Linked DNA regions of Homo sapiens: all the other regions are linked to region 1. A link is a loop called in an ENCODE intact Hi-C map of the cell type or tissue named here. Cell type or tissue: heart right ventricle. All regions are shown on one strand.

Region 1 (8,000 bases):
GGAAACATCAGCGGGAGCGGTACTAAGGAAGTGCTCATCTCTTAGAGACAAAGGCCCATGGAGGGGAACAGTAACCATCCCCTCCCAATTCAGAAAATGTTAACATAAGCACTTCATTTCTCATGCAGATAACCACATAAGTCTATTAATAAGAAAGAAAGAGAAAGAAAAAAAAGAAAAAGGAATCCATGCCAGCAGGGTATAGGAATTGGTCTATAGGAGAAAGGGTCACCCACTGAAAGGTGGGCTGAATAGAATTCCTTGCCTGGGCTTTGAGGTCCTGGCATGGAGAAGGCTGTAGAAATGCTGGCATCAGTGGAACCCTCAATAAACAGAATTCTTGTTAAAGAATCACAGTCATTGGTGGAATGGACTGCCCATCTAAGGTCAATCTACACTAAAGGATGGCAGAGATCAAGAGAAAGAGAAAGAAAAAGCACCCATGGCCGGGCATGCGTGGTGGCTCACACCTGTAATCCCAGCACTTAGGGAGGCCGAGGCAGGCGCATCACTTGAGGTCAGGAGTTTGACACCAGCCTGGCCAACATGGTCAAACCCCATCTCTACTAAAAATACAAAAATTAGCCAGGCGTGGTGGCAGGCACCTGTAATCCCAGCTACTCGGGAGGCTGAGGTGAGAGAATTGCTTGAACTGGGAGGCAGAGGTTGCAATGAGCAGAGATTGCACCACTGCACTCCAGCCTGGGCACTAGAGTGAAACTCCATCTCAAAAAAAAAAAAAGAAAAGGAAAAAGAAAAAAGAAAAGCACCCAGATCCTAGGACATATAAATACTTCCAACATGAGGACCGCGGGGTAGCGCCCATGGGAGGTGCAGGTCACTGTCCTTAGCGGAACCCCTTCTCTACCTTGCCACACCGGCACTAAGCCCTCGATCCTTCTGACAGACATGGCCACATTTTTGTACATGTTTGCAGCCATCACTCCTTTCACTGTAGTAAGCTGTGCACTCAGCATCACCCATGTCTTTCTATAAATAGGAAGAAAGCTCAGAACAGCCCTCAGAAAACTGCATGTTGACAGCACCCAGAGTCCTGGCTGGAAGAGGGAAGGGCACTCACAGAGCTGCTTCCCTGGAGCTGTGTCTCTCCCAACTGCCTTGAAGGAATCTCTTGGGAAGGCAGCGACTTCTGGCCTCTGGGGACCTAAAGAAGCCAAGTGGCAAAGCGGTATGAAAACTAAACCAGTTCTAGGTCCAGGTGCACATCAAGGCAGTTTGTGGGGCACGTGGCAGGTCTGCTGAAACACAGTGCCTGCCCCTCGCCAACCTTCTCTCTCTGGCAGGAACCCCCTCCTTTGAGTTAAAAGTGTTGCAGACCCCAGGAAATGCCTGAGAGACCTTGTGCCTTAACAGAGAGAGATGTTATGTGCACCGGATCCCCAACATGCTTTGCAAATGTTGAAGGGAGAAGACAGACGTGGGCCAGATACAACACAAACAAGGCTCTCAGGCCACCAGGCTGAGTGAAGGTGCTATACAGAGGCTTCTTGGCCACCTGGGGCCCCTTTGAGCCTATGAGGGATCCTGGGAGGGTAGTGGAGTGAGGACAGCAGAGGAGCACCAAAGACAAACTCAGCCCATTTCACAATTTTATCGTGAGCCAGCCCTATCTTAGCCCTCTCGTTTTGAAGAAAAGCCAAATTTGTATTTAAAAAAATACTTATGCCTGATGCATTCCCTATTGTGAAATAAGCACATTTATTACACAGAAGGAAACCTGATGTCTCTCAGACCTTGAGCAGACTATTTACAACATTTGGGCTACAAGGCAAGGTGACCTTCAGACCACGAAGTGGCGATGGCTTGCATAGGGCAAGGCAGGGTCTCTGAGAGAACGTGAGACACACAGGCCACCACCATGTTTTAGGGGACCTGGGATTTTGCAACAGGAAGAAATAACAGGTTAGAAAAATGCATGCTTTAAAACATTTAAAATTTAAAAATAGAATGCTTTCACACACACACACTGCAACACAATATAATTGTGCCATTTACTAGTAATGATATAAACATATCTGAATGCCCCTTTGAACACAAAGCACAGCTAAATGCCCCACCTCCAGCAGACAGACCCTGAAGCAACACACCCCCAAGAAAACAAGTGACAGATATATATGATAGATAGATAGATAGATAGATAGATAGATAGATAGATAGATAGATATTATTTTTTTTGAGACAGAGTCTGGTTCTGTCTCAGAAGGGTCAGGTTGCCCAGGCTGGAATGCAGTGGCATGATCTCGGCTCTCTGCAACCTCCACCTCCCTGGCTCAAGCTAGCCTCCTACCTCAGCCTCCCAAGTAGCTGGGACGACAGGTGCATGTCAGCATACCCAGCTAATTTTGGTAGAAATGGAGTCTCACTATGTGGCTCAGGCTGCTCACTACGAGCTCAGAAGAGCTCAAGCAATCCACCCACCTCGGCCTCCCAAAGTATTGGGATTACAGACATGAGTCACCATGCCCGGCTGTAAGTGACAGATATTGACATAAGCCCTGCAATAGGAATCTGAGACCCAGGATTGGACAGGTCAACTAGCAATGCTTCTAAATACAAGTGATCTGGCAAGCTGGCAAAATGTCTGAGTTTCATTCTTTACCTTAGGTCAAAGTTTCATTCTTGATTTGGATCAAAGGGGAAGGAGAAAAAGGCACAAACTGAACCATCAACTCTGTCACCGAAAAGTGGTCCCCTGGATCTTAGTGCTTTGCCACCTTCTTGCCACCCCTATAGTAAAATGCTTTTTTATTCTTTCTTTAAAAATTTCTGTTATTATTATTTTATTTAAATGGGGTCTTGCTATGTTGTCCAGGCTGGTCTCCAACTTCTGGCCTCAAGCAATCTTCCCACTCCAGCCTCCCAAAGTGCTGGGATTACAGACGTAAGCCACCATGTCCAGCCATGATTTTTAAAGGCAGGCATACTTTATACTTTTTGTACACACTTACAGCTCTGATTCTTTTTTTAAACATATTTATTTATTTTTGTTGAGATGAGGTCTCGCTATGTTGCCCAGGCTGGTCTTGAACTCCTGGGCCCAAGTGATCCTCCTGCTTCGGCCTCCCAAGTAGTTGAGATTACAGGTGAGAGCCGCCATGCCTGGTTCAGGCTCTGATTCTTATGTCAGTGAATGCCCAGTAAATTATTGTTGGCTTGAACTGAATTATCAAGAAGGTGCTATCAAGAATTCTTTGAGCCAGGCACGGTTGCTGACGCCTGTAATCCCAGCACTTTGGGAGGCTGAGGCAGGCAGATCACTTGAGGCCAGGAGTTTGAGACTAGCCTGGCCAACATGGTGAAACCTGGTCTCTACTAAAAAATAAAAAAATTAGCCAGGCATAGAGATGCACACCTGCAGTCCCAGTTACTCAGGTGGCTGAGGCAAGAGAATTGATTGAACCCAGGAGGCGGAGGTTGCAGTGAGCCAAGATCACACCACTGCACTCCTGGGTGACAGATTGAGACCCTGTTTCAAAAAAAAAAAAAAAAAAAAAAGAAGTAAAGGAAAGGAAAAAAGAAAGAGAAAAAAAAAGAAAAATAATTCTTTGGCTAGGTATGATGGCACTTTGGGAGGCCGAGGCAGACGGATCGCTTGAGCCCAGGAGTTCAAGACCAGACTGAGCAGTATGGCAAAACCCCGTCTCTACAAAAAGTACAGAAACATAGCCTGGGGCGGTGGTGGGCGCCTGTAGTCCCAGCTACTCTGAAGGCTGAGATGAGAGGATTGCTTGAGCCCAGGAGGTTGAGGCTACAATGAGCTGAGATCACACCACTGCACTCTAGCCTGGGTGACAGAGCAAGACCCTGTCTCAAAAAAAAAAAATTATTATTTGGGAGATATAATTTTACATCATCAGAGGGTCAAAAAAAACCCTCTATTTTGCCTATTGGCCCCATTTGAGATGACCCTGGTGAAATTTCTCAGCTAACTTTCTCCACCTCTGTCAAGTTGACCGAGACACCACCTAAATCTCCATGAAGGACCTGGCAGCTTTCCGGCTCTGCAGCATTTTCCCGACAAGTTTGCTGCGCACACGCGGATGCTGACAGCACAGTCTCATGCTTGCCTAAGCCAGAGCACCACCCTCTAGTGTGACACCGTGTGATCTCTATTTTACCATGCAGAAGAGAGGTCATCTCCTGGTACAAGAAAATGGGCTGTCTTCTGGATAACCGCAGCAATTCATCTCTGAGTAGCTGAAGGTCATTAGTATGCATTATACAAGTGGAACCATTTGAGAGAAAAGAGGGAACTCACTGGACACAAAAGTGCACTGAGACTGTGAACAGCAAGTCCCGAACAAGGACACAGAGATAGATCCCAAAGGGAAAGGCTGGAGGGGGAAGGATGCGACCCAGCCGCAGTGGCTGATCCATGAGGGCTCCTGTCTGGGTTCGTGCTGCCAATCAGTAGCATTCCCCAGGCAAGACGTGGGCGCCAGGCCTGACTTGAAACCCAAGGTTGGCTTCAAGATCTTGCAGCTGGATCAGAATGCTGAGTTCATCGTTGCTGGTGGGCCGCCGTCACCTCTCCTTAGCCCCCCTGTTGAAGGATGGCCGGCCCCTCCTGGGAAAATTGCTACATTTCCTCAGATAACAGATGCACACATGACTAATCAGGCCTACCCTAAGAAATGAGAGCCAGCAGCAGAAGCCACAGCGCACACTCTGTATTGTGAAAATGGAATGTGGGATGACCTAGGAGATGACACAAATGCCGAACGGCGAACTTTCTGTTTCTATGAGTCTAATAATGAAAAACTTTTCTGCCTGAACCCGTGGGATCGAATAAAATGAAAAACCCCATTCTGCAAACCACTGCGCCCCATGGGAAGCAGCTCGGTTTCCTTCCCGTGTCGTCGGGAGCCCTCTGATGGAGGAAGCCTAAATTACAGCGCTCATAACCTAACAGGCAGCCGCCGGGCTCAAGTGCCCCCTGATTTTCCAGAATCGAAAAGAAGAGGAACCATAAAAGAAGCCGAATGTTTTCTCCCCCTGGCACTTTGCCCAGTGACAGTTGTCAATCAGAGGTGCTGCAGACCGACTCGAAGGCAGCGTTCAGTGCCCAGGCACACTGCCTGCTGCCGTTGGTTCCTCCCATGGTTCTCAGGGCGCCAGGTCTCTGTCAACTCCCAGCCCCCAGTTTCCTTACCTTGTCCTACTGCATCTGAGTCAGGATGCCTGATGGGTTGAGCGCTGATGATCTCATCCGTGTCCCACATGTCCCAGGGAATCCCAGGTCTGCCCTGAGCTTCCTGTGTCCTTGGGAAAGTCGGTTAATCTCTGGGCCTCACTGTCCTCATCGCTGAGCTTGGGGACTTGTAACAGATGATTTCTAAGTATCTTCCAGCTTTGAATAGAGCATTTGTCTTGGGTGGCCAGGCTTAAAGTTTAAAGGCATAAAAGGAAAATGGGATCTGATCTTTAATCAGAACTGCTGAGAATGAGAAGCGCAGAGCAAACTACCGACTGCATTGGGTGAAAAGTGAAAATGGTCGGTGGGGAGGTGCCACGGTCAGGATCTGAGGCGCTAGGATCTTGCCAGTGCCTTGGCGCCTTTCTCTGCAGTCCCCGGCCTGCCTCCCTTCTGCTCCCTCTCTTCCGGAGTCTGGTGCTGCCAATTTGCCAGGTGAGCCCCGCCAGCGTCCCATTGCCGGTTCTCGTGGCCCTCACCTTTTCCTTATACCTTCATCCCTGCAGGAGTCGCAGGACCTCAGCTGGCCAGTTGGCTCTGCCTGGAAGGTGCAGGTCTTGTCCTTGTCAGGGAGACTGGCAGCCGCAATGCTGTGCCTGTCCCAGGCTGAGCAAGAGGCTCCTGGTGTCGATTCTGGAGCAGCCACAGGCCTCAGCAGGCCCCCAAAAGTGATGACATCAGCACAGTACTGCACCAGCTCTGAGGGCCCCACTGCCCCTGCCATCTCCTCCTCCTCTCCCTCTCCAGTCTCCCTCTCCTCCCAGCACAGTGCAGCCTCCAAGGGCAGCCTCCACGGTGGAGATGCTCAAGCTAAAGCATGGGGACAGGAAAAAGCAACCACCAGGGTGGAGGGTCTCCCAGGGGAAGCACAAGGTCTGGGACAATGAGAGGCATCAGTCACCGAACCATCTCACAACTCGAACAACCCCAGAAGAGCGGGCTGGAGAGTGCAATGTGACATCACTTCCCATCTTGCTGGGAGACAGGGCTTTTGCCAAGAACGGGCCCCTGGGGATTCATCGGGCGACATTTTCATGCCACTGGCATAAATAAAGACTTGTACCAAAGGCTGCCATTCTGGGCAGAAGGTGCTGTCTAGACCCCCTTAGGGCTGCCCTCTCTGGCCCCAGGCCCCTGGCTCCTACCACCTAAGCCCATCACATCACCCAGGAGGGTCGGCAGCTGCTGGCCCCCACCCACATTCGCTGGCTTGGTTTTACTCTGCAGGGGAAGCTGGACTTCCTCCACATCCAAGTTCAACTACATGACATCAGGAACACAGCCTTTCTCCCGACACCTTCGAGCCTCTATTTGTCTCCAGTAGCTGTCCCAGAAATCATGGGTGGGAGCATTCAAAAATGTGGTTCCAGAGGTCCCCTTGCCCTAGCCCAAAAGGCTGCCTGAGCTGGGGATCCCTTCCTTACCCCCCAATCCGAAAGGCAGCCTGGCCTTCCAAACTGGAGTCCGTGGTTCAGAGTAGGAGATCCACAGTCAGGGCCCGGGACACGGCTTCCCCTGGCTGGTCTCAAAGTCTTCCTAACCCTCCAGGGGTCCGTCCTGGTCTTCCACGGAGTTTCCCAAAAGCGCGCGCCACACTTGGTGGGCGCTCAGCCCCGAAGCGCCTGTGAACACCGCCCATCCCAGGACGCACGAAGCCAGTTGGTACGAGCACCTAGAAGCAGCACTCCCCATTTGTCATCCTTCCCACGGGGAAGGCTGCCTGCTGCTCCGAGCCCTCAACTCCAATGAAGTACAGTCGTCAAGAAACGGTGGTCTAAATAAAGCCGGAGACTCACTCACTGCACCAATCAGCACCGTGCGTCCGTCTGGATCTCGGCGCCGGCTGCGCGCAGCCGCCAGGAGGTGGCCGTCGGGACGCGAGCGCCGCCCGGAGCAGTGGTGCAGGGTCTCCGCATCGCCGGCTGCTGCTGCAGCCCCGCAGCGCTCAGCACTGCTGACTTGGCCCGGGCGGCGGGCAGGCGGGCAGGCGGGCGGGGAGGGCGGGGGAGGGCCTGCTGCAGCTTGGGTTCTAACTGCCCCTGCGCAAGGAGACCGGGAGAAGCTGGCTGCAAGGGCTGGGCTGGCCAAGGCTGGGGCAGTTGCAAAGGGTGGGAGCGCAGCAAGCGGAGAAATACCCCTGAGTCAGCACTGGTGCATTGGGAGGTGTCCCGGAGAGCCTGGCCCACGACATGGACAGGGTGTCCGAAACGTACGCCCCTCTGTATCACCCTCTAGTCATGCACCCCCATCTAATTCTGAAACCAACTCTAGCCTCATTTTTTCCCCTCCACGATGATGGGCTGTAATGCACCCTGCTCTGAGGCCTGGGGGGAATGGAAAGACAGAATTCTCTTTCAAGCCCAACCCAGGCCCGGGGAACCCCCTAGATGTTACTGTGGGGTCACAGACAAGGCCGTGGGGATTTGACACGTGGGCAGGGACAAGGGCAACCCCAAAGCTAGTGGATCTGACATGGGGGTGACTGGGTGGTGTGGTGGGCATCATTTCATTCACTGCAGTGGATTTGCTGCCTGGGAAATGCAACCCCCACCGTCCGAGGTCCGCTCCTGTCTTACTAGCTACTTAGCAGCCAGCTTCCCTGTTCTGCTCCCTGAGAGATGAAGGTGTCCCAGGCTAAGATCCCTCCATCACCTGCCCATCCCTGAGGGTCTCATGTCACCTCAGCGGCTGGCACCTCCTCTTCCCAAACACCCCGTGGTGGCTTTGGCCCAGACAGTGCCTGCCTGAGGGAAGGAGGCCTCTGGCCATATGAAGACCGTAGAGG
Region 2 (8,000 bases), 280 kb before region 1:
TGGGGGTGTCTTTCTCGGAAAAGACTCCCCCAGGTAGTGAGGAAGGCAGGACCTGGCAGAGGGAGAACCCAGTGTTGCTGGAACTGAGGCCGTTTCTGCAATGAAGCTCTGGTCCCAAATTGAGACATGAGGTCTGGGCCTTTGCATCTCTGTTTCTTTTCACTTTTAATTTTATTTTTTCTTTTTTTTGAGACGGAGTCTCACTCAGTCGCCCAGGCTGGAGTGCAGTGGTGTGATCTCGGCTCACTGCAACCTCCGCCGCCCGGGTTCAAGTGATTCTCCTGCCTCAGCCTCCCGAGTAGCTGGGATTGCAGGTGCGTGCCACCACGCCGGGCTAATTTTTGTATTTTTAATAGAGATGGGGTTTCACCATGTTGGTCAGGCTGGTCTCGAACTCTTGACCTCAGCTGATCCACCCACCTCGGCCTCCCAAAGTGCTGGGATTACAGGCGTGAGCCACTGCGCCCAGCTCTTTTTGCTTTTCGAAAGTATGGCTATTTGAAAATTAAAATGACATCCAGGGCTCACTGGATTTGCTCATACAAAGGCAGGGGCATCTAGACCACAGAGAGTAATCGGTGCTGGTTCAATGGCCTTGAACACTACTCATTTTATCAATGAAAAATCATTCTTAGCTCTCATTGTGCTAATTAACAAACCATCTGGTGTGGATTGGAGATAGAGCTAGAGTGGCTTTTGTTGAGTCTTTCAAATGTAGGTTCTAATCACCCCTGGAATTTCGCGCTCCCAATTCCGCAGCGCTGACTGCCCCTAGAAAGCAGGCTGAAGCTAAGTGACACGTACAGTTGGTGCTGAGGGTTTTTGAAGTAAATTACAGGCACGCTTTTCAAGCTCTGAGCTCTTGAGAAGACCACTGAGCTCAAAGTTAGTCCAACAAATAATGTTCATCATACACAGCATCTTCTGTTTAAGAAGGCAGGAAATTGGCCGGGTGCGGTGGCTCACACCTATAATCCTAGGACTTTGAGAGGCCGAGGCTGGCAGATCACTTGAAGTCAGCAGTTCGAGAGACCAGCCCACATGGCGAAACCCTATTTCTACTAAAAATACAAAAAATTAGCCAGGCATGATGGCGTGTGCCTATAGTCTCAGCTACTCGGGAGGCTGAGGTTGAGAATTGCTTGAACCCAGGAGGCGGATGTTGCAGTGAGCCCAGATCATGCCACTGCACTCCAGCCTGGGCGACAGAGCGAGACTGTATCAAAACAATCAAGCAAAAATGGTTGTTGTCAACACAGTGGGTAACATCTGAACCAAACAAGCCAGGAAATTGAGCACTTGGTTTTAGAAAACTTTTCATCCAAAAAGGGTTAACAGATTTATAATGTGAGTTTAAAGGGGTCATCTCGAGTTTTCAAGAACATTCATTTATGCCAAGCAGCTCCTTCTCCACTGATATCAAAGATATTTTACTGTAGAGGGCACCAAATACACCCCTTCATTATTTTCTCCTTTTAAAGAAAACAGGACAAATTAGTGACCTGGAAGGTTTGGATAAAAACACATCAGAGAAATCATTGTTTTGAGAGTTCTTTTCAGCTTAATTAATTCACATTGGCTGCTCAAATTCATTTTAGGTCTGGAGGCGATTTTCAAACAAAATGTTATGACAGAGATCATAACAAAGATTTGGAGCAAAGATTTCTGTTTGCTGAGCTGTCACTCAAGCTAAACAGATAGCAACAGGGAATCTTTAGGCAAATTAACTTTCCCCTGAATGGGTTCTTTTATCCTGTCCATCTGCATTCATTCCCATGGGTACTTCGAGACCGAGCTAACAAGTCAGATATACATAATAAAGAAAATTGCTCAAGGGAAAAAAAAATCAACTGTTCATTTGGGAAAATGTGGTGCTAGTCTAAATACAATTCTCTATTAATTTCAAGGGGTCTAAAAATCTATCACCAGTTCTTCAAAAAGTTAAACAGACTTATCCTGTGGCCCAGCAATTACATTCCTAGGTACGCACCCCGAAGAACTGAAAACAGATAGTCAAACAAATACTTGCACACAAATGTTCATCGCAGCACTATTCTCAATAGCCAAAAAGTGGAAATTACTCAAAATTCCATCAACAGATGAATGGAGAAACAAAATGTGGTATATACGTATACAACAGAATATCATCCAGCCGTGAAAACAAATTAACTACTGATGTGTGATACAACGTAGATGAACCTCAGAAACATGACCTTAAGTGTTAAAAGCCAGACATAAAGATCATGATTCCGCTTATGTGAAATATATGAATGATCCCCTTTATACGAAATATTCAGAATAGGTGAATTTATCAAGACAGAAAGCAGATCAGTGGTTGTCAAGGGATGGGGAGGGGGGAATGAGGAATGACCGCTAATGGGTACGGGGTTTTCTTTCGGGGTGATGAAAATGTTTTGGAACAAGATAGAGGGGCTGGTACGCAGCATCTGTGAAGGTACTAAATGCCACTGAAGTGTACTTTTTAAAAACGTTAATGTGGTGAGGTGCGGTGGCTCACGCCTGTAATCCCAGCATTTTGGGTGGCTGAGGTGAGTGGATCACCTGAGGTCAGGAGTTCGAGACCAGCCTGGCCAACATGGTGACACTCCGTCTCTACTAAAAATAGAAAAAAATTAGCCAAGTGTGGTGGCGGGTGCCTGTAATCCCAGCTACTCAGGAGGCTGAGACAGGAGAATCACTTGAACCCAGGAGGCAGAGGTCGCAGTGACCCGAGATCTTGCCATTGCACTCCAGCTTGGACAAGAGCGAAACTCTGTCTCAAAAAAAAAAAAAAAAGTTAATGTGTCCAGCACAGTGGCTCAAACCTGTAATCTCAGCATGTTGGGAGGCTGAGGCAGGAGGATCACTTGAGCCCAGGAGTTCGAACCAGCCTGGCGCACAGGATGAAACCCTGTCTCTACTAAAAATACAAAAATTAGCCGGGCATGGTGGCACGCGCCTGTAGTCCCAGCAACTTGGGAGGGTGAGGCAGGAGAATCACTTGAACCTGGGTGGTGGAGGCTGTGGTGAGCTGAGATTGCGCCACTGCACTCCAGCCTGGGTTACAGAAGGAGACTATGTATCAAAAAAAAAAAAAAAAAAAAAAAAAAAAAAAAAGTCCGGGCGCGGTGGCTCACGCTTGTAATCCCAGCGCTTTGGGAGGCCGAGGCGGGCAGATCACGAGGTCAGGAGTTTGAGATTATCCTGGCCAACATGGTGAAACCCTATCTGTACTAAAAACACAAAAATTAGCTGGGTGTGGTGGCTCGTGCCTGTAATCCCAGCTACTCGGGAGGCCAAGGCAGGAGAATTGCTTGAAACAGGGAGTTGGAGGTTGCAGTGAGCCGAGATCACACCACTGCACTCCAGCCTGGCGACAGACTGAGACTCTGTCTCAAGAAAAAAATATATAAAAAAAGTTGCTCGTGCCTGTAATCACAGCACTTTAGGAGGCCGAGACGGGAGGATTGTTTGAGCCCAGTAGTTCAAGATCAGCCTGGGCAACATAGCAAGACCCTGTCTCTATAAAATAGGAAAAAAAAGAGGTTAATGTTGTATTATATTACTTTAATTTTACCCCAATATGAGTTTGTAAACAAATCAAGTTCTCTGTAAACAAGTATTTGATGGTCTGGAAAATGGGATTGCCTCAATATCCAAACAGCCGTTTCTGGGCAGCTTCCTGACCATCCGGTAGGTTTCTTGGTCCAGCCCTGAGTCTCCTTGGCAATGCATCAGGGAGACACCAGGCTCATTCCTCTTTCCTCGTGGCTTCCATATCTTTCCATCCCTCAGCCCTCCGCAGAACCAGCTGTTTGCGGTCACACCGTGGATCTTGTATGAAGCAAAAACAAAAAAAACAGGGCCAGGCGCGGTGGCTCACGCCTGTAATCCCAGCACGTTGGGAGGCTGAGGTGGGCAGATCACTTGAGCTCAGGAATTCAAGACCAGCCTGACCAACATGGTGAAACCCCATCTCTACTAAAAATACAAACATTAGCCAGGCACGATGGCTCATGCCTGTAATTCCAGCACTTTGAGAGGCCAAGGTGGGTGGATCAAACTCCTGAGGTCAGGAGTTTGAGACCAGCCTGACCAACATGGTGAAACCCTGTCTCTACTAAAAATACAAAAATTAGCCGGGCATGGTGGTGTGCACCTGTAATCCCAGCTACTCGGGAGGCTGAGGCTGGAAGATGGCTTGAACCTGGGAGGCAGAGGTTGCAGTCAGCCAAGATTGTGCCACTGCACTCCAGCCTGGGTGACAGAGCGAGACTCTGCCTCAAATACAAAAACAAAAACATAACAAAAATTCTGCACAGTATTTTTCTGACCACTGGGTGTCATGAGCGTACAATAAATGCTTCAGCTGGAAAAACTGCATATTTACAGGACTGCCTTCAATATGGTGGTGGTTCTCCTGACTGCAGGGGATGCGGCAGCAAGTAATAAACCCTTCAAAAGTTGCTTTGTTTTTGCAAGCAAGACATTGAGAAGCAGAGAAAATGTAGACAGTTGAAGATAAACAAAAACACAGCACTGGCTGCTTCTTTGCGTTTTCCAGAATATTTCAGTGGAGCAGCTGTTACGGGAGGAATATAAAAATCTAAAGTAAGGCTGGGAGCAGTGGCTCACTACTGTAATCTCAACACTTTGGTAGGCTGAGGCAGGAGGATTGCTTGAGGTCAGGAGTTCAAGACTAGCCTGGGCAATATAGCAAGACTCTGTCTCTACCAAAGCCAGAAAAAAAAAATCTAAAATAAAGTATTCTTAGGGACACCTCTCAAGAATTGTAACTAAGAGGTGGGCAAGGTGGTTCCTGCCTGTTGTTTCAGCTACTGAGTTTCAGGCTGCAGCGTGCTGGGATAGCACTTGTGAATAGCCACTGCTCTCCAGTCTCGGCAACATAGCAAGACCCTGTCTTTAAAAAAAAAAAACAGTTCTGAAAGAAAAATGAGCAACCTTGAACCCTTTGGCCTCAGACAGTACAGGGCTTGCTCACCTAGAAAGTTAAAATAAAGAAAGTGGGCCGGACATGGTGGCTCACGCCTGTAATCCCAGCACTTTGGGAGGCCGAGGCGGGTGGATCACCTGAGGTCAGGAGTTTGGACCAGCCTGACCAACATGGTGAAACCCCATCTCTACTAAAAATACAAAATTAGCCAGGCATGGTGGCACGTGCTTGTAATCCCAGCTACTCAGGAGGCTGAGACCAGAGAATTGTTTGAACACGGGAGGTGAAGGTTGCAGTGAGCCGAAATTGTGCCACTGCACTCCAGCCTGGGCATCAAGAGCGAAACTCCTCAAAAAAAAAAAAATAAATAAATAAAATTAAAAAAGCAAGCAAGCAAGTGGTTGCTTATTGTCACTATTTATATCCCAATGACTGGTCTTTTAATTTTACTAGAGAGCAACTTCCTTGTCAATTGCCCTGAACAGAGTTGATCTCACTTCAGAGCAGTATGATTATGAATTTTCAGCTCTACCAAGTTTTGGCATCAGCATTTCCTCATTGATAAAAGTACTCTTGATTTCTTCTCTCAGCTGGGGTAGCTCAGAGAGGCCTGAATGTGCAAACCAGTACCTTTATTTATTCTTCTTGGCTGTGGAAAATCGTCCATTATAGGAATATTGTTAACATTTTTTTTGGGGTGGTGGGGGTCGGAGTCTTGCTCTGTTGTCCAGGCTGGAGTTCAGCGGCATGATCTCGGCTCTCTGCAACCTCCGCCTCCCAGGTTCAAGTGATTCTCCTGCCTCAAGCTCCTGAGTAGCTGGGATTACAGGTGTCTGCCACCATGCCCAGTTAATTTTTGTATTTTTAGTGGAGACGGGGTTTCACCATGTTGGCCAGGCTGGTCTCGAACTCCTGACCTCAAATGATCTACCCACCTCAGCCTCCCAAAGTGCTGGGATTACAGGTGTGAGCCACCGTGCCCGGCAACGTTTTTTTATATAATGTTTTTTTGAGATGGAGTCTTGTTCTATCGCCCAGGCTGGGGTACAGTGGTGCAATCTTGATTCACTGCAACCTCTGCCTTCAGGGTTCAAGTGATTCTTGTGCCTCAGCCTCCTGAGTAGCTGGGATTACAGGCATATGCCACCATGCCCAGCTAATTTTTGTATTTTTAGTAGAGATGAGGTTTTGCCATGTTGGCCAGGCTGGTCTCGAACTCCTGGCCTCAAGTGATCTGCCTGCCTTGGCCTCCCAAAGTGCTGGGATTACAGGTGTGAGCCACAGTGCCCTGTCAACTTTTTTTTTTTTTTTAAGTTAAGAATGAAGGTCAACAAATTAAGTTGGAAGTAAACCGGGGCTCTTGATAGGTTAAATCTAACACATCCAAGGACACCAGGGTCATTTATACCAACAGGGTCTGTCTACAAGTTATAAGGTTTTAATGTGTTTTATTTTAGAGATGGGGTCTCGCTAAGTTGCCCAGGCTGTATTTGAACTCCTGGGTTCAAGGAATGCTCCTGCCTCAGCCTCCCAAATAGCTGGGACTATAGGTGTGTGCCACTGGGCCCAGCTTAATTGTTCTTAAAAGCCTATCTATGTTCATGAAGGTCAAAGTGTTGAAATCTGGCCATGCAGGGTGGCTCACGTCTGTAATCCTAGCACTTTTGGAGGCTAAGGCGGGCAGATCACTTGAGGCCAGGAGTTTGAGACCAGCCTGGCCAACATGGCAAAACCTCATCTCTACTAAAAATACAAAAATTTAGCTGGGCATCATGGCATGCCCCTGTAATCCCATCTGCTTGGGAGGCTAAAGCAGGAGAATCACTTGAACCTGGGAGGGGGAGGTTGCAGTGAGCTGAGATCATGCCACTGTTCTCCAGCCTGGGTGACAGAGTGAGACTCTGTCTCAAAAAACAAAAAACAGGCTGGGCGTGGTGGCTCACGCCTGTAATCCCAGTACTTTGGGAGGCCAAGGTGGGCCAATCACCTGAGGTCAGTGGTAGAGACCAAGTTACCCCTCCCTTCCCCCATAAGCCTCACAAACAGCTCTTGTAACTCCTCTGTGAGGCTGCTAAACCACTATAACTTCCTCCTCAGACTGCCCCCATTACCCGTCTTCTTTGTTCTATTCCAGTGATTGTTTTTGCAAAATTCCAAAACAGACCCAGGCAAACAGACCCAGGATATAGTCCCACCTGGAAAATCCCCAAGCCTCACCCCCTATATCAATCCCCTGCTTTGCTAGCTCGGGGCTGCCTCCTCTGACTATAAAGGAACAGCCCGGCAGGTTAACAAACTTGCTGGCCTGACTTTGGGTCTACTTGTCTTATCTCTCGGCAACCCTTACATTTTAGTGCCGAAACCCGGGAAGGGGATAGGCTCTGGCTGGACATCCTTAAGGGACTCTCCCTCTCTCTCTCTCTCTGTCTACTCCCCATCGCCATCACCCCTTCTCCCAGCTGTCCTCCCCTTCCCAAACCTGCCAAAGACCCGAAGAATCTCCTAGACTCTACCATTGCTGGCGACTGCATCCACCATCAGGGCCTCCACAGGGGTCAGTAAGAGAGACCCTTACCATTTACCTGGAATCCTTGACCGACTCTTTCTTGCCCGAAAGACCCAGCGCTGGGTCAAGGGCTTCCTCCAGCCTCCAGGCCTTTAGTTCCTCCATCTCGGGGATGCCTGATTCGGGGGTTACCTCCCTTCTCCTGGCACGATCGGCAGGACAGGGGATGCCTTCTCCTGCCGTTCTTGTCATCGGCAGTCTCTTCTTCCTCTACCCTCTCCTTCCCTTCACCATGGGAGCCTCTCAGTCTACCCTTTCCAAGATTACCCCCTTCAGGTGTCTCCTGCGCAATCTCAATGCTCTCTGCCTCTGTTCAGAGGTCCGTCCTAAGAGGCTTATCTTTTACTGTAACACTACATAGCCTCAATATAAATTAGACAGTGGTTCCCAATGGCCCGAAAACGGCACTTTCGATTTCAGTGTACTCAGGGACTTAGATAACTTTTGCCATCGCAATGGAAACTGGTCTGAGATTCCTCA
Region 3 (8,000 bases), 85 kb before region 1:
TCCTTACGGTCGCAGCGGGGCCAACCCTTATGGTCACAGTGGGGCCAACCCTGAAGCCACACCGACCTCCTTGTTATGCTGCAGACACGCAGCACCCCCGCCCCAGGGCTCCGCACTGGCTGCTCCCTTGCTCTGGAATGCCCGTCTCCATCTGTCCCCAGGGCTCCCCCCGGCCCTCTTCAAGACTTTGCTCAAGCAGCACCTTCTGGATAAGGCCCGACACCCCTATTTAAACTGCACAGAGGCCGGGTGCAAAGGCTCATGCCTGGAATCCCAGCACTTTGGGAGGCCGAGGTGGGTAGATTGCTTGAAGTCAGGAGTTCGAGACCAGACTGGCCAACATGGTGAAACCCCATCTGTACTAAAAATACAAAAATTAGCTGGTTGTTGTGGCACGTGCCTGTAATCCCAGCTACTTGGGAGGCTGAGGCAGGAGAATCGCTTGAACCTGGGAGATGGAGGTTGCAGTGAGCCAAGATCGCGCCACTGCACTCCAGCCTGGGCAACAGCAAAACTCCAGCTCAAAAATAAATAAGTAAATAAATAAATACATAAATAACTGCACGTGCACTTCCTAGACAGTCCCATCCTCACGTTCCGCTTTTTATTTTAGTCTGTTTCCCACAGTTTGTCTCACCCTCAGTCCCACGATGTTATTCACCCTTGTTCCTTGGGCTTATTGCTTATCATCGTCCTCCCCTCCAGAATGCAAGCCCCCTCCCTGCACAGGGAGGGCCTGCTGTACCCCCAGCCCACCCACCTCCTCTCCAGAAGGAGAACAAAAACGTGAGCTCGAGCCAGACTTGGCTTTCCTCCTGGGAATGTCTTTCATGAGAGGAAGGAGGAGATTCCTTCCAGATCAAAGCTGAATTTGTAAAAATAGATGAAACTGCTCATGATGAACACGTGATTTTTTTTGGCCAGGAGTGGTGGCTCATGCCTGAAATTGCAGCACTTTGGGAGGTCAAGGCAGGAGGATCGCTTGAGCCCAGAAATTTGAGAGTAACCTGGGCAACAGAGTGAGACACTGTCTCTACAAAAAATTTAAAAATTAGCTGGGCATTGGCCAGGAGCAGTGGCTCATGCCTGTAGTCCCAGCACTTTGGGAGGCTGAGGCGGGCAGATTACTTGAGGCCAGGTGTTCAAAACCAGCCTGGCCAACATGGTGAAACCCCGACTCTACTAAAAATACAAAATTAGGCTAGGCGCGGGCACAGTGGCTCATGCCTGTAATCCCAGCACTTTGAGAGGCTAAGATGGTCTGGATCACTTGAGGCCAGGAGTTCAAGACCAGGCTGGCCAAAATGGTGAAACCTGTCTCTACTAAAAATACAAAAAAATTATCGAGGCATGGTGGCGCACACCTGTGGTTCCAGCTACTTGGGAGGCTGAGGCATGAGAATTGCTTGAACCCGGGAGGCAGAGGTTACAGTGAGCTCAGATTTGCCATTATACTCCAACCTGGGCAACAGAGCAAGACTCTGCCTTAAAAACAAAAACAAAATTAGCCAGGTGTGGTGGCACACACCTGTAGTCCCAGCTACTCAGGAGACTGAGGTGGAAGTTGCAGTGAGCCAGAGGTGGAAGTTGCAGTGAGCCAAGATTGAGCCACTGCACTCCAGCCTGGGCAACACAGTGAGACGCTGCCTCTAAAACAAAAAATGCATTTTTGAGCCAGTCCTGTGCCTGGGATGCTGACGGCCCAGGGGAGGGGAGACGCCCAAGGTATTCTGCCAGCACCTGGTGTCTTGTGGAGTCACTGCTGCATCGTGGTATCTCTCAGCCCCCAATCTTCTGCAACTAACCTGCTCAGAGCCGCCCTCCTCCTCCTCCTCCTCCTCCAGCTCACCGATTCTTGGCTCATTCCTAGCTAGAGGCAACTAGCACATTCTCAGCTCCCTGCCCACTTCGATCCCGTTTTTCTGAAACACTTGCTGATTTGGAAAAGAGGACCCATTGTCACCCGTAAGGGTCAGCCTCAGCCCCGCAGGCTTCCTGCCCTGCCAAAGGAAAGGCAGAAAGAAAGACACACAAAGGGCATCTGTAGAGGAGAGTCCTGGGCAGGGCCTGGCGGAGTGCCTGGGATACTTCATCAGGGGTCCCGGAAACTTTCCAGGGCAGTGGAAAAGAAGAGGAGGTGAGAAGGGCATCCATCACCTGGGCAGGAGACCAACTACTAATAAAAGTCTAGAAGAAGACAAAAGATCATTTCATTTTTTCTTTTTTTTGAGACAGGGTCTCACTCTGTCACCCAGGCTGGAATACAGTGAACTCCCAGGCTCAAGTGATCCTCCTGCCTCACTGTCTCAGCCTCTCAAGTAGCTGGGACTATAGACATGCACCAGCACACCAGCTAATTTTTTTTTTGAGAAGGAGTCTCTCTGTCACCCAGGCTGGAGTGCAGTGGCGCGATCTCAGCTCACTGCAAGCTCCGCCTCCCGGGTTCACACCATTCTCCTACCTCAGCCTCCTGAGTAGCTGGGACTACAGGTGCCCACCACCACGCTCAGCTAATTTTTTGTATTTTTCATAGAGACAGAGTTTCACCGTGTTGGTCTCGATCTCCCGACCTCGTGATCTGCACACCTCGGCCTCCCAAAGTTCTGGGATTACAGGCGTGAGCCACCGCACCCGGCCCTAATTTTTTTTTTTTTTTTTTTTTGAGATGGAGTCTTGCTCTGTGGCCCAGGCTAGAGTACAATGGTGCAATCTCGGCTCACTGCAACCTCTGCCTCCTGGGTTCAAGTGATTCTCCTGCCTCAGCCTCCTCAGTAGCTGGGATTCTAGGCACCTGCCACCACGCCCAGCTAATTTTTGTATTTTTATTAGAAACGGGGTTTCACCATGTTGGCCAGGCTGGTCTTGAACTCCTGACCTCAGGTGATCTACCTGCCTCGGCCTCCCAAAGTGCTGGGATTACAGGCATGAGTCACCATGCCCAGCCTTAATTTTAATTTTTATTTATTTTTTTTGAGGTGCAGTCTTGCTCTGTCGCCCAGGCTGGAATGCAGTGGCGTAATCTTGGCTCACCGCAACCTCCATCTCTTGGGTTCAAGTGATTCTCCTGCTTCAGTCTCCCGAGTAGCTGGGACTACAGGTGTGTGCCACCACATCCAGCTAATTTTTGTTATTTTTGGTAGAGACAGGGTTTCACTGTGTTGGCCACACTGGTCTGGAACTCCTGACCTCAAGTGATCCACCCACCTCGGCCCCCCAAACTGCTGGGATTATGGGCATGAGCTACTGCACCCAGTCCAAAAAGAAGATTTCAGACCAATGGGAAGTCCCACAGCCATCTCCAGCAAGGACTCCACCTGAGGCAGAAGTGGGGTCTAGGGCGGGTGAGAACTGGTTACATTTCCAAGCAAAAAGAAAAGAGAAAACTAAAGGTCTTGACGCGAGAAGACACAACGGGAGTGGAGGGTGGGGATTAGGTGTCCAGATGGCCACAGCTGCAAGGTGCCTCCTGACTCAGAAATGGCTGCTGGGTAGACAGAATGGCCTACAAGATGGGTACACACCCTCCTACAATTTCAGCCCTGAAAACTCAGAGGGCAAATAGAAACACAGGGACTCACTCCAGCAAGCCTGCAGGATGAGCCCGGAAGTCTAAATTCAGAGCATTTCCTCTGGACCTATCTTACTGCCCCAGCCACTCCTCACATTGAATCTTTGCCTGTAGTTACTTGCACTTCTGCCTCTCTCCAGGAGGGCAGGATCCATGTCTGAGTCCTCAAGATGAACTCCCATGCTATACAGCACTCTGGTGCTAGGAGATGCTCGGTAAAAACATACTGAATGAGGCCGGGCGCGGTGGCTCACGCCTGTAATCCCAGCATTTTGGGAGTCCGAGGTGGGCGGATCACTTGAGGTCAAGAGTTCCAGACCAGCCTGGCCAACATGGTGAAACCCTGCCTCTACTAAAAGAACAAAAATTAGCTGGGCGTGGCGGCACGTGCCTATAATCCCAGCTACTCGGGAGACTGAGGTAGGAGAACCACTTGAACCTGGGAGGCAGAGGTTGCAGTGAGCCGAGATTGTGCCACTGCACTCCAACCTGGGCGACAGAGCAAGACCCTGTCTCAAAAATAAATAAATAAATAAAACTAAAATAACATACAGAATGAGTGACCGAGTGGATCAAAGAATGGGTTAATCTGTGGCCTTTTGCAGGCGTTTGCTTGTGGCCAGGAGGAAGCCCCTAGTTCCACATGTGCAGACTGGGAGGCAGGAACAAGGAGGAACTGGGCCAAGGTGTCAGAGGAAAGCCATTCTTTCGTAGGCTCTCCAGCCAGCCCAGCCTACTCATTTCTGAATTCTGGAAACCCCTGCCATTTAGGATATAATAAATCACTAGGAAAAGTTAGGTGAGTTATTTGCGTCACTGATTGTGAAATTCCACAGTCTTCCCTTCCCCTGGGGCAGCCCGGCCTTGGGTCTGTCCTCACCTTTTAGCTAAATTCCTCAAGTTTAAGCAGCCACCACAGGCCGTCCACCAGGGGGCAGGAGAGGGCCATGACCAAGGACACAGCAGCCCTGTCTGCAGCAGCCCTGTGCCCCCACAGGCCCTTAATCGGCTAAGCCTCGTTTCCTTATCTACAAAGGAGTAACAGGACCCGGCTCCTAACGGGGCAGTGGGAACCAATGCACGATCCGTGTAACACAGCGTGTTGCATGGTGTCTGGTGCACAGTAAGTGCCTGGTCCCCTCTGGCCCATCACTGGTTCTGTCCCCAGAGACGCAACCTGTCCCCTCGGGGGGCCAAACTCAATGCCAGGCCTTGCACCTGGGCACAGCGGCCATGCAGAGGGCCCTGAGCTCTAAGGGCAGCGCCTACCGCTCTGTTGATGTGCTTCCGGACCAGGAGGTACAGCAGAGGCAGCAGCACATATGCCAGCATCTCCCACAGCTTCCCCGTCAGCAGCATCCACAGGACATGGTCCTTGGCCTCCAGGTCGATCCAGCACCAGCCCACAGACACGTCCGAGGCGTCATAGCCAATCTTCTTCAGGGCGACGGCTGCCACAGTGATGACCAACGGGACCCCCCAGCTGAGGAAGGAGGAGAGAAAGAGGCATCGGGGTCAGGCCATGGCTCCCGGCAATGTCAGCCTTCGCAAAAATGACGGAGGACGCCCTTCAGAAAGGGGATGCTCTCCAGAGCCTGGATGGCACAGTGGCCCTGGAAAATAAGAAGGGGTAGGTGTTGCCCTGGGAGCCTGGCTCTACTTTAGAATTCTTCGGGGACTGGCATTAGAATGGAGTGACGTGGGACAGCCAGCTCCCAGCGTGTGCCCAGCTCCTTTTGCATACATGTGTGTACAGAGTTCGAGACCAGGCTGGCCAACATGGTGAAACCCTGTCTCTACCAGAAATACAAAAATTAGCTGGGCGTGGTGGTGCACACCTGTAATCTCAGCTACTTGGGAGGCTGAGGCAGGAGAATCATTTGAACCCAGGAGGTGGAGGTTGCAGTGAGCTGAGATTGTGCCATTGCGTTCCCGCCTGGGTGACAGAGTGAGACTCCATCTCAAAAAAAGAAAAAAGAAGAGTTTTGTATACATGTGTGTACAGAGCACAGGGCCAGGCAGGTGTGTGTTTGCTGCTGTCGTGACTGTTGTGAGTCACGTCCTGCTGTCCCAGGTTTCAGGCCTGTGGTGCAGACAGTGGTACTGCGTGAGGCCTGTCTGGTTTCTGTTCCAGGAAGCCTTGGGCACCAGCGTGCGAACACCTGTCCATGCTCGTGCAAATGTGCCACAAACAATCAGCGCCCCCTGGTCAGCCCTTGGGTCTAGGAGTGCACACACTGGGGGCTTAGGGTTGCCTGGGCAGGGAATTCCAGGGTTCTGCTTACCTTCGGCAGGCTCTAGGAGGGGGAACGTGGGCTTTGGGCAGTGTGTCCCTTTGGCCTTGAGGACTTCTTACACAATGGCGGGGAACAGAACCTGGCAAGGGTCAACGGGGACCTTTGAAAACATAAAGCTCAGGTAGGGGCCCCTCTAAGGGCAGTGTTGGGCTCAGTTTTCTTTTTTTGAGACGGAGTCTCGCTCTGTCACCCAGGCTGGAGTGCAGTGGCACAATCTCAGCTCATTGCAACCTCCACCTCCTGGGTTCAAGCGATTCTCCTGCCTCAGCCTCCTAAGTAGCTGAGATTACAGGCGTGCACCACCACGCCCGGCTAATTTTTGTATTTCTAGTAGAGACAGGGTTTCACCATGTTGGCCAGCCTGGTCTTGAACTCCCGACCTCAGGTGATCCACCTGCCTCAGCCTCCCAAAGTGCTGGGATTATAGGCCTGAGCCACCATGTCCAGCCCAGGCTCAGTTTTCTAGAGCGCTCTCCCACAGCCAGCCACACAGCCAGGAGTAGGCCCCTTCCCTGTGGTCCTTGAACCAGTCTGTTCCTTACATAGCAATGGAGCACACAAAGGCTATAGTGGCTCCTGAGAGAGGCAGGTAGTGGGGTAGTTAAGAGCTTGGATTTTAGTGTAGTGGGCTTGGATTTTAGTGCAGCGGGCTGGATCCAAGTCCCACTTCTGCCCCTGCTTGGGCAAGTTATTTAGCCTCAACATGCCAGGTTCTCTGCAAAGTGTGGATGACGACAGTGACTACAGGGTGTCATTGTCGGGTCGTTATGAGAACAAATACATGTGTGTACAGAGCACAGGGCCAGGCAGGTGTGTGAGTGTTTGCTGCTGTCGTGACTGTTGTGAGTCACGTCCTGCTGTCCCAGGGTTCAGGCCTGTGGTGCAGACACTGGTGCTGCGTGGGGCCCGTCTGGTTTCTGTCCTGGGAAGAAGACACAAGTACCCCTGTCCTAGGTCAGGTGCCTGGAGCGCAAAGCCTTAGGTAAACAGGAATGATACTATGATAACTGTGAGATCAGAGTTCAACATGAATCTGAGGCCAGAATGAGGCCAGGAGAACTGTGCTTCAAGGGTTTCTCCCAAATGCTGCAGGGCTGGCAGAGCAGGCCAGGCAGGGATGAGGATGGAAGGGAAAAGTCAGTTCCCTGGGACTGGGAAGGCCTCATGCAGGATGCTTCCAGAACAGAGGGGCCCTGGCCAACCATCCCCTCTGCAGCATTCTCCAGTCCCCACTGGCCTCTGTAGGGAAGGGCAGGAGGGCTGATGGCAGAGTCACATCACCCTCAGTGGCCTCGGTGGCAGGAGGCAGCATGTCCTGTTGGAAGTCACAAAGACACAGGAGCAAAAAGACCACAAAAGGCCAGGCGCGGTGGCTCATGCCTGTAATCCCAACACTTTGGGAGGCCAAGGTGGGCAGAACACTTGGGGTCAGGAGTTTGAGACCAGCCTGGCCAACATAGTGAAACCCCATCTCTACTAAAAGTACAAAAATTGGTGGGCGTGGTGGTGCATGCCTGTAATCCCAGCTACTTGGGAGCCTGAGGCAGGAGAATCGCTTGAACCTGGGAGGCAGAGGTTGCGGTGAGCCGAGATCACGCCACTGCACTCCAGCCTGGGTGACAGAGCAAGACCCTGTCTCAAAAAAAAAACCAAACACACACACACACACACACACACACACACACACACACACACACCACCCATAAAAGAAAGGGTTGTTTTAAAACTCATGACAGGCCAGGCGAGGTGGCTCACGCCCGAATCCCAGGACTTTTGGGACTTTGGGAGGCCAAGACAGGTGGACCACCTGAGGTCAGGAGTTCGAGACCAGCCTGGCCAACATGGTGAAACTCCGTCTCTACCAAAAATACAAAAATTAGCCAGGTGTGGTAGTGCGTCCCTGTAATCCCATCTTAGTGGGAGGCTGAGGCGGGAGAATCCCCTGAATCCAGGAGGTGGAGCTTGCAGTGAGCTGAGATTGCGCCACTGAACTCCAGCCTGGGTGACGAAGTGAGACTGTCTCAAAAAAAAAAAAAAAAAAAGTAATCGGCTCTTCAAGTGCCACCACGCCAATCCTCTAGTCATAATGTGCTGTTCCTCGTTACTTTACAGTTGCAGGATTCCGCTAAGGAATT
Region 4 (8,000 bases), 52 kb before region 1:
TTCTAGCCACTTAGGAGGCTGAAATGGGAGGGTTGCTTGAGCCCAGGAGTTCGAGATTACAGTGAACCATGATCACGCCATTGTACTCCAGCCTGGGCGACAGAGTGAGACCCGTCTCAAAAAAAAAAAAAAAAAAGAAAAAGAAAAGAAATTAATTAACTAATTAAAAGCAGGGTTTTATTTGGCTAGTAGCGAAAAAGGAAGTCAGGGAGATTTAGAGCATGAGGGGAATTCTGTAAGCAGAGGGGTTTGGGGCAGTGAGGAGGAGAGATCATGCAGGGCTCAAAGTCAGTGTGAGGACTTCAGCTTGGATACACCAAGGGACACGGGAGTCACTGCAGGGCTGAGCAGAGGTGTGCCGTGGGCTGCCATGATTGAACACCAGTGGGCAGGCCGAACACGGTGGCTCACAACTGTAGTCCCAGCACTTTGGGAGGGAAGGCAGGCAGATCATCTGAGGCCAGGGGTTCGAGACCAGCCTGGCCAACATGGCGAAACCCCGTCTCTACTAAAAATATGAAAAATTAGCATGGTGGTGGGTGCCTGTAATCACTGTGGGAGGTTGCAGTGAGCTGAGATCACACCATTGCACACCAGCCTGGATGACAGAGCGAGACTCCATCTAAAAAAAAAAAAAGAAAGAAAAGTGCTGGAATTATAGGCATGAGCCATTGCACCTGGCCCATTTTAACCATTTTAAAGTATACAATTCAGTGGTGTTGATGACATTTGCAATATTGTGCAACCATATTTCCAAAACATTTCCATCACCTCCAACAGAAATCCCATACCCCTTAAGCAATAACTCCCCATGGCCTTCTCCCCCCAGCCCCTGGTAACCCTGATTCTACTTTCTGTCCCCATGAATTTTCCTATTCTGGATGTTTCACGTGAGTGGAATCCTACAATGTTTGTTCTTTTTGTGTCTGGCTCTCAATATAATGTCTTTGGGGTTCGTCCATGTTATAGCATGTGTCAGAATTTCATGCCTTCTTATGGCCACAAAATATTCCATTGTGTGGATAGACCACCTTTTGTTTATTATTCGTCTGTTCCTGGACACCTGGCTGTTTCCACCTCTTGGCTATGGTGAAGAGCGCTGCTATGAATAAGCAGTGATTCTTAATACTGGTTGAGGGGGAAGATAGCAGGAACGAGTGTCTCCCCTCCCCAGAAGCCCTTCAGAATCTTCCAGAGGATATGAGATTTCTTTTGCTTTGTAAAAGCGGACTGAATGCACGTTGGCTAAACTAGGCTGAAAACTCTTGACTTTAAAGCAAATGGGATTAAAAGGAAACTTTCAATAAGTACTATATATCAGTTACGCACAAAACATTGTTACATATTACATAATGTATTCAATAGGAACGTCTTACTTAAATGTTGAGCTAGGCCAGGCACGGTGGCTCTTGCCCGCAATCTGAGTACTTTGGGAAGCCAAGGCGGGAGGATCACATGAGCCCAGGAGTTTGAGATCAGCTTGTGCAACATAGTGAGACCCCCTCTCTACAAATAATTTAAAAAATTAGCCAGGCGCGGTGGCTCACACCTGTAATCCTAGCACTTTGGGAGGCTGAGATGGGCAGATCACTTGAGGTCAGGAGTTCGAGACCAGCCTAGCCAACATGGTGAAACCCCCATCGCTACTAAAAATACAAAAATTAGCTAGGCATGGTGGTGGACGCCTGTAATCCCAGCTACTTGGGAGGCTGAGGCAGGAGAATCGCTTAAAGCCAGGAGGTGGAAGTTGCAGTGAGCCAAGATCGCGCCATTGCACTCCTGCCTGGGTGACAAGAGTGAAACTCCATCTCAAAAAAAAAAAAAAAAATTAGCCAAGTTTGGTGGCACATGCCTATAGTTCCAGCTACTCGGGAGACTGAGGTGGGAGAATTGCTTGAGCCTGGGCAGTCAAGGCTGCAGTGAGCCGTGGTTTGCCACCGCACTCCAGTCTGGGTGACAGAGTGAGAGCCTGTCTCAAAAAAAAAAAAAAAAAAAGAAAAAAAAAAAGATGAGCTGGTAGAATATGTTCTGTGTATTGTTGGCTTATCATCTGTCCCTGTAGAATGCATGCTTGCTGAGGGCAGATATCTGGTCTATATTGTGCAGTGTCTGCCACACACAGTAGGCCCTCAATCAATCTTTGTGGAACACATAGTGGGAATATGGAGCAGCCAGATGACAGGGAAGTGCAGTGGGCCTTTGGCTGCCTTTCTAAGGCAGGATCTCAGCTGGCGGTCCAGCACCTGCAGGGCGACCAGGCACTTCTTTGTTTTTACCGACTTCTCATAGCAATCGCCCATTTTCTTTATTCATGAATAAAGATGGGCAATAAGTTTCAAGAGGTTGTTTTGTTTTGTTTGCTTTGTTTTGAGACAGGGTCTTGCTCTGTTGCCCCAGCTGGAGTGCAATGGTGCGATCATAGCTCACTGCAGCCTCGAACTCCTGGGCTCAGGGGATCCTCCTGCCTCGGCCTCCCAAAGTGCTGGGACCACAGGTGTGAGCCATCATGCCTGGTCTTTGGGAGGTTTTTGTTGTTTGTTCTAGTAGTACGTATGATTCTTTTAACAATATAAATTGCAGATTTTTTATATGTTGGAGTTGTTGCAAAATATCATGAATTCTCCTCACTACTTTTTAAGTTATAGTTATTAGACCAGTTGTTATTGGATATTACTTAATGTGCTAATACTCCCATTGGCACATTACTGCTATCTACTGTGACATACTACTACTGTCATATCTACACGCTATACCAAATTTGGCTTTATCAAGTATTTCAATCATTGTATTTCACTATGATTGGTTAGCTTTGTAATCCCATGTAATTTACGCCTTTATCCTGAGACTCCAGAGAGTTCACTGGACTGACAAAGGGGTTTGTGGTATAACCAAAGTTGTGGGCCTGCTCCAAAGGCTTGCCTAGCTTCCCCCTAGTCAACCCCACGACACACATTGTCCTGGCCCCACATTCACACCCAGTCTGCACGTTACGACCAGTTTATACCAGTAGTTCTGCCTTCTCACCACCAGGAGGCACTGCTTCACCCGAGTCACAGGAAGCCCTGGGCAGGTTAGGGCTTCTCCCTCCCGCCTTCATCCTGACAGGGGCTCGCATCAGAATCCTCCCGGAGCTTTTTTTTTTCCTTACTTCCATCCCTCCTTCCTTTTTTTTTTTTTTTTTTTTTTTTGAGACAGTCTCACTCTTTCGCTCTGTCGCCCAGCCAGGCTGGGGTGCAGTGGTGCGATAGCTCACTGCAACCTCCACTTCCTGGATTCAAGCGATTCTCCTGCCTCAGCCTCCCGAGTAGCTGGGACTACAGGTGCGTGCCACACCTGCTAATTTTTGTATTTTTAGTAGAGACAGAGTTTCACCATGTTGGCCGGGCTGGTCTTGAACTTCTGACCTCCAGTGATCCTCCTACCTCGGCCTCCCACAGTGCTGAGATTATAGGCATGAGCACTGTGCTCAGCCGCTCCTTCCTTTTTTCCTTCCTTCCTTCCTCCCTCCCTTCCTCCTTTCCTTCCTTCCATCCCTCCTCCCTCCCTTCCTCCTTTCCTTCCTTCCATCCCTCCTTTCTTTTCTTCCTTCCTTCCCTCTCTCCTTCCTTCTTCCCTCCCTCCCTCCTGTCTTCCATCCTTCCTTCCCTTCTCCCTCTCCCTCCTTCCTTCCTTTTTTCCTCCCTTTTAACTTTTTGTTATGAAAAATTTCAAACATACGAAAGTATATGAACCCCCAGAGAGCCATCAGCGACTGCAGTGATCATCTCGGGACCCAAGTCATTTCTGCACCCTGTCTGGGAGCCCTCTAAAGATACAGACGCTTGCCCTGCCCTATATGGGCGCTCAGAGCCTTAAGGTTTACAGAGCTCCTGGGCTGTTTGGGAACCACTGTCACAGCGTGGCCCCTGCCTCCCAGACCCCTGGTGACCGCGCACGGGCTTCCAGCAGCCATTCCCACACACATGAGCGTCTTGCCCATGTCTGCCCCAAGCCCTGGGCTCTCACTCCTGTTCTTTTGCTCAGGCACCACAGGAATTGGGGAACAGCTGACTCCCATTCCCTGCACAGCCTCTTCCTGTGGCTCTGAAAGCCAGGGTGAAGTAACACCCATCAGCCTTGCCCTTGAGCAAGCAACCACAGCCACATTTTGCTGGCACGAGGCTCATGGTGTGGCCTCTTCCTGCGATGGAGGGGCAGGCCCTGGGTTGGCAGCATCTCTGTGTTTCAGACTGAAAGACATTGTCAAGCTATTAAAGCTTGGTTCTGAGTGTCCAGAAGGATCCCTGTTATGAGCTGAATTGTCCCCCCTCCCCATCCATATGCTTTTTAAACATTTTTTATTTTTATTTCTTTTTTTTTTTTTTTTTTTGAGACGGAGTCTCGTTTTGTCACCCAGGCTGGAGTGCAGTGGTGCAATCTTGGCTCACTGCAACCTCTGCCTCCCAGGTTCAAGCGATTCTCCTGCCTCAGCCTCCCTAGTAGCTAGGATAACAGGTGCCCATCACCACGCCCGGCTAATTTTTGTATTTTTAGTAGAGATGGGGTTTCACCATGTTGACCAGGCTGGTCTTGAACTCCTGACCTCAGGTGATCTGCCCACCTCCGCCTCCCAAAGTGCTGGGATTACAGGTGTGAGCCACCGTGCCCGGCCATACTTTTTAAAAATTTTTTGTAGAGATGGAGTCTCACTATGTTGCCCAGGCTGGTCTCAGCCACTCAAGGTGCTGGAATTACAGGTGTGAGCCACCATGCCCAGCCCCCCATTCATATTTTGAGATCTTAGCCTCCATTACCTCAGGATATGACTGTATTTGATGATAGGGTCTTTAAAAGGTAACTAAGTTAAAATGAGATCGTTAGGTTGCACCCTAAACCAATATGATTGTGTCCTTAAGAGGAAACATGGGCCCGGTGCAGTGGCTCACTCCTGTCATCCCAGCATTTTGGGAGGCCAAGGCAGGCAGATCGCTTGAGCTCAGGAGTTCAAGGCCAGCCTGGGCAACATGGTGAAACCTCATCTCTACTAAAAATACAAAAAAATTAGCCAGGCATGGTGGTGCACGCCTATAGCCCCAGATACTCAGGGTGAAGCGGGGAGTCAATTGAGGCTGGGAGGTTGAGGCTGCAGTGAGTCTAGGTCATGCCACTGCACTCCAGCCTGGGCGACAGAGTGAGACCCTGTCTCAAAAAAAAAAAAAAAAAAAAAGGAAACATGGACACAGATAAGAACCCAGGGAAGACCAGTGGAGACACAAGGAGAAGACAGCATCTCCAAGCCGAGCAGAGAGTCCTGGCGGGGCCGCGCGCGGTGGCTCATACCTGTAATCCCAGCACTTTGGGAGGCCAAGGCAGGTGGATTACTTAAGGTCAGGAGTTTGAGACCAGCCTGGCCAACATGGTGAAACCTCATCTCTACTAAAAATACAAAAATTAGCCTGGTGTGATGGGCCACACTTGTGTTCCCAGCTACTTGGGAGGCTGAGGCAGGAGAATCACTTGAACCTGGGAGGCGGAGGTTGCAAATGGATACAACTCACTAAACCAGTAAGATCCCTTCCTACATCCTGAGGAACTACCTGTAGGAGTTTCTGACGGGGACCAGAGGCAGCCTGTACAGGGGGCCTGGGGCTCTCTATGTGTGTGTGTCCCGGGGCAGCCCTGGGTTTGGTGAGAGGGAGGATTCTGATCTCACTCAGCCCTACTCACTCCGGCCCTCTTGGGAAGTGGGTACCAAGCCCTGATCCCACCCGGGCTGGTGCAGGATGGTGGCATCCCCGTGGCCTGCAGCCGAGCCCTGTGGAAGGCCGCTGGGCAGAGACAGCTCCTCCGTTCACAGGACCCTCATCCAAAAACCCTCACATATTTCAACATAGCCGCACCCCGAACGTGGACCCCTCAGGCACCGGGCCCTGTGTGGCCATCCAGGCTGCACACCCATGAAGCCAGCTCTGCTGCTGGGGGACAGCAGAGAGAGGAACAGGCAGGCCGAAAGGTGTCCAGGGCACAGTGACGTCACCAGGAGCCACTGAGTCATCAGGAGGGCCTTTCATCAGTCGGCTGCCTGGTCTGATCTGAGCGAGGTGGAAGCTTCCAAGGCCAGACACGGGGAGACTCTGTGAGGCTCCCACATTGTTGATCATTTCTTCTCATCTCTCCTCTCCTGACCAGATTGCTCTCTAACCAGATTCATTTCAGGAGTAAGTGACTGCCGGCCAAGAAAGACAACCCCCTCAAGGTTACTAATTTAAAGACAGATGGGATCAGCTGTGATTTCAGTCGCAGTTATGAAAATTAGAGCCAGGTGTGGTGGCTCATACCTGTAATCTCAGCACTTTGGGAGGCTGAGGTGGGAGAACTGCTTGAGTCGAGGAGTTAGAGACCAGCCTGGGCAACATAATGAGACCCCTTGTCTTTAGAAAAAATGTAAACATTTGCCAAGTGTGATGGCGTACACCTGTAGTCCCAGCTACTTAGGAGGCTGAGGTGGGAGGCTCGCCTGAGCCCAAGAGGTCAAGGTTGCAGTGAGCCATGATCGCACACTGCACTTCAGCCTGGGCAACAGAGCAAGACCCTGTCTCAGGAAAAAAAAAAAGGAAAAGAAAATTAGACTAAGACATGCTTTGTTTTGCAATGGTGCAGCATCAAGGGGTCCTGGCAGGGAAGAGGTGGCACCAGCCTGCACCACTGCTGCAGAAATACTCGGGAGTACACAAAGCACTTCTCGGCTGGAGTCCAGAGGCCTTCATATTTGGTAGTTTACTCTGATGTTTTCAGTTCCAACAGAGGAAGAGGAAGGGGCTGGTCCACAGTGGCCTCAGGTAATGCTCAGCCTTGGGGGATGATGAACACAATGAGGGGCACTTGGCGTGAAGAGTGAGAGTCCATTTCTCCTTCTCCTCCTCCTCCTCCTCCTCCTCGTCCTCCTCCTCCCCCCGCCCCCTTCCTCCTCCTCCTCTTCCTGCTCCTTCCCCCTACCCTCCCCACACGGGAGGTGTATCAGGTAGTGAGTTTCAGCCCGGCACGGTGGCTCATGCCTGTAATCCCAGCATTTTGGAAGGCTGAGCCAGGCGGTTCACTTGAGGCCAGGAGTTCGAGACAAGCCTGGGCAACATGGTGAAACCCTGTCTCTACTATTAACAAAGTTACAAAAATTAGGCATGGTGGGGTGTGACTGTAGTCCCAGCTACTCGGGAGGCTGAGGCAGGAGAATTGCTTGAACCCAGAAGGCGAAGATTACAGTGAGTCTAGATCGTGCCACTCTACTCCAGGCTGGGCGACGGAGACTCTGTCTCAAAAAAATATTATTTCTTGAGGTCAGGAATTCAAGATCAGCCTGCCCAACAAGGTGAAACCCGGTCTCTACTAAAAACACAAAAAAATTAGCTGGACGTGGTGGCGCACATCTGCAATCCCAGCTACTTAGGAGGCTGAGGCATGAGAATCGCTTGAATCTGGGAGGCAGAGGTTGCAGTGAGCCGAGATCACGCCACTGCACTCCAGCGAAACTCTATCTCGAACATACATACATACAGCAAGCTCTCAATGGGGCCAGTGAGCTGTGAGCATGTTTCCTCTGCACGCTAAGCTCTTGACTCACATTCCATCAGGAAGTTGGGGTCATCTTGACCAGGGAAGGGCAGGCATCTTGGTGGGGGGCCCCTGGACTGTACCTGGTAGTGCTGCTAGCAGAGGAATGGAAGCTGGGCAGCAAAAACCCCTGATGCCCACTAGTCCTGAGCATCCCTGGAAGCATCCTGCCAAGTGCAAGGCCCAGGGTAAGTGCTGAATTAATACTTGCATTTTGCCTGGATCCTCACCCCACCCACCAATTTTAACCACGGATCCTGATGAGAGCTAAGTAGAGTACCAAAGGTCATTTCCGTTTTTTTTTTTTTAATGTATCACAGCTACTACAATTTGTATTTTGTATGTTTACAAGCACATGCTTGGAAAACAGAAAATAATTTGGTTTTAAATATTCCAGGAAATTACAATCTAAT

What was found. Hi-C counts contacts between places; a loop is a spot of excess contacts. Peaks named below come from ENCODE experiments on the same cell type or tissue, not always from the same donor. Only the 100,000 strongest peaks of a DNase experiment are listed, where the experiment ranks them.
Region 2: a loop joins it to region 1, with 4 times the contacts of the local background. A loop is called at or near these places in 20 of 110 quality-filtered maps.
Region 3: it touches region 1 in a loop (10-fold over the local background); 90 of 110 quality-filtered maps call a loop at or near these places.
Region 4: a loop joins it to region 1, with 11 times the contacts of the local background. A loop is called at or near these places in 89 of 110 quality-filtered maps.

Annotation. Positions count from the first base shown.
Region 1 is chr1:9,191,739-9,199,738 of GRCh38, forward strand. It overlaps LNCTAM34A (long non coding transcriptional activator of miR34a), which reads left to right. Exons shown (of 3, transcript NR_132738.1): 3 at 1-348. Among named protein-coding and RNA genes, the nearest start is that of MIR34AHG, 13 kb to the left of the region's middle. RefSeq lists an enhancer at 6,289-6,809. In heart right ventricle, CTCF peaks have their summits at 4,914 (motif pointing left) and 7,080 (motif pointing right); DNase peaks (open chromatin) are centred at 4,593 and 4,903; H3K4me3 peaks cover 2,256 bases; H3K27ac peaks cover 1,388 bases; H3K27me3 peaks cover 809 bases.
Region 2 is chr1:8,913,930-8,921,929 of GRCh38, forward strand. All of the region lies in intron 1 of LINC03153 (long intergenic non-protein coding RNA 3153), which reads right to left. Among named protein-coding and RNA genes, the nearest start is that of LINC03153, 8.9 kb to the right of the region's middle. In heart right ventricle, a CTCF peak has its summit at 4,335; no DNase peak of the experiment used is centred here; H3K27me3 peaks cover 614 bases.
Region 3 is chr1:9,106,439-9,114,438 of GRCh38, forward strand. It overlaps GPR157 (G protein-coupled receptor 157), which reads right to left. Exons shown (of 4, transcript NM_024980.5): 2 at 4,838-5,051. Among named protein-coding and RNA genes, the nearest start is that of GPR157, 19 kb to the right of the region's middle. RefSeq lists an enhancer at 4,251-4,300. In heart right ventricle, CTCF peaks have their summits at 4,489 (motif pointing right) and 4,692; a DNase peak (open chromatin) is centred at 4,503; H3K27ac peaks cover 1,727 bases.
Region 4 is chr1:9,139,400-9,147,399 of GRCh38, forward strand. No RefSeq gene overlaps it. Among named protein-coding and RNA genes, the nearest start is that of MIR34A, 8.4 kb to the right of the region's middle. RefSeq lists enhancers at 2,831-3,125, 5,943-5,992, 6,083-6,182. In heart right ventricle, CTCF peaks have their summits at 3,036 (motif pointing right) and 3,242; a DNase peak (open chromatin) is centred at 3,022.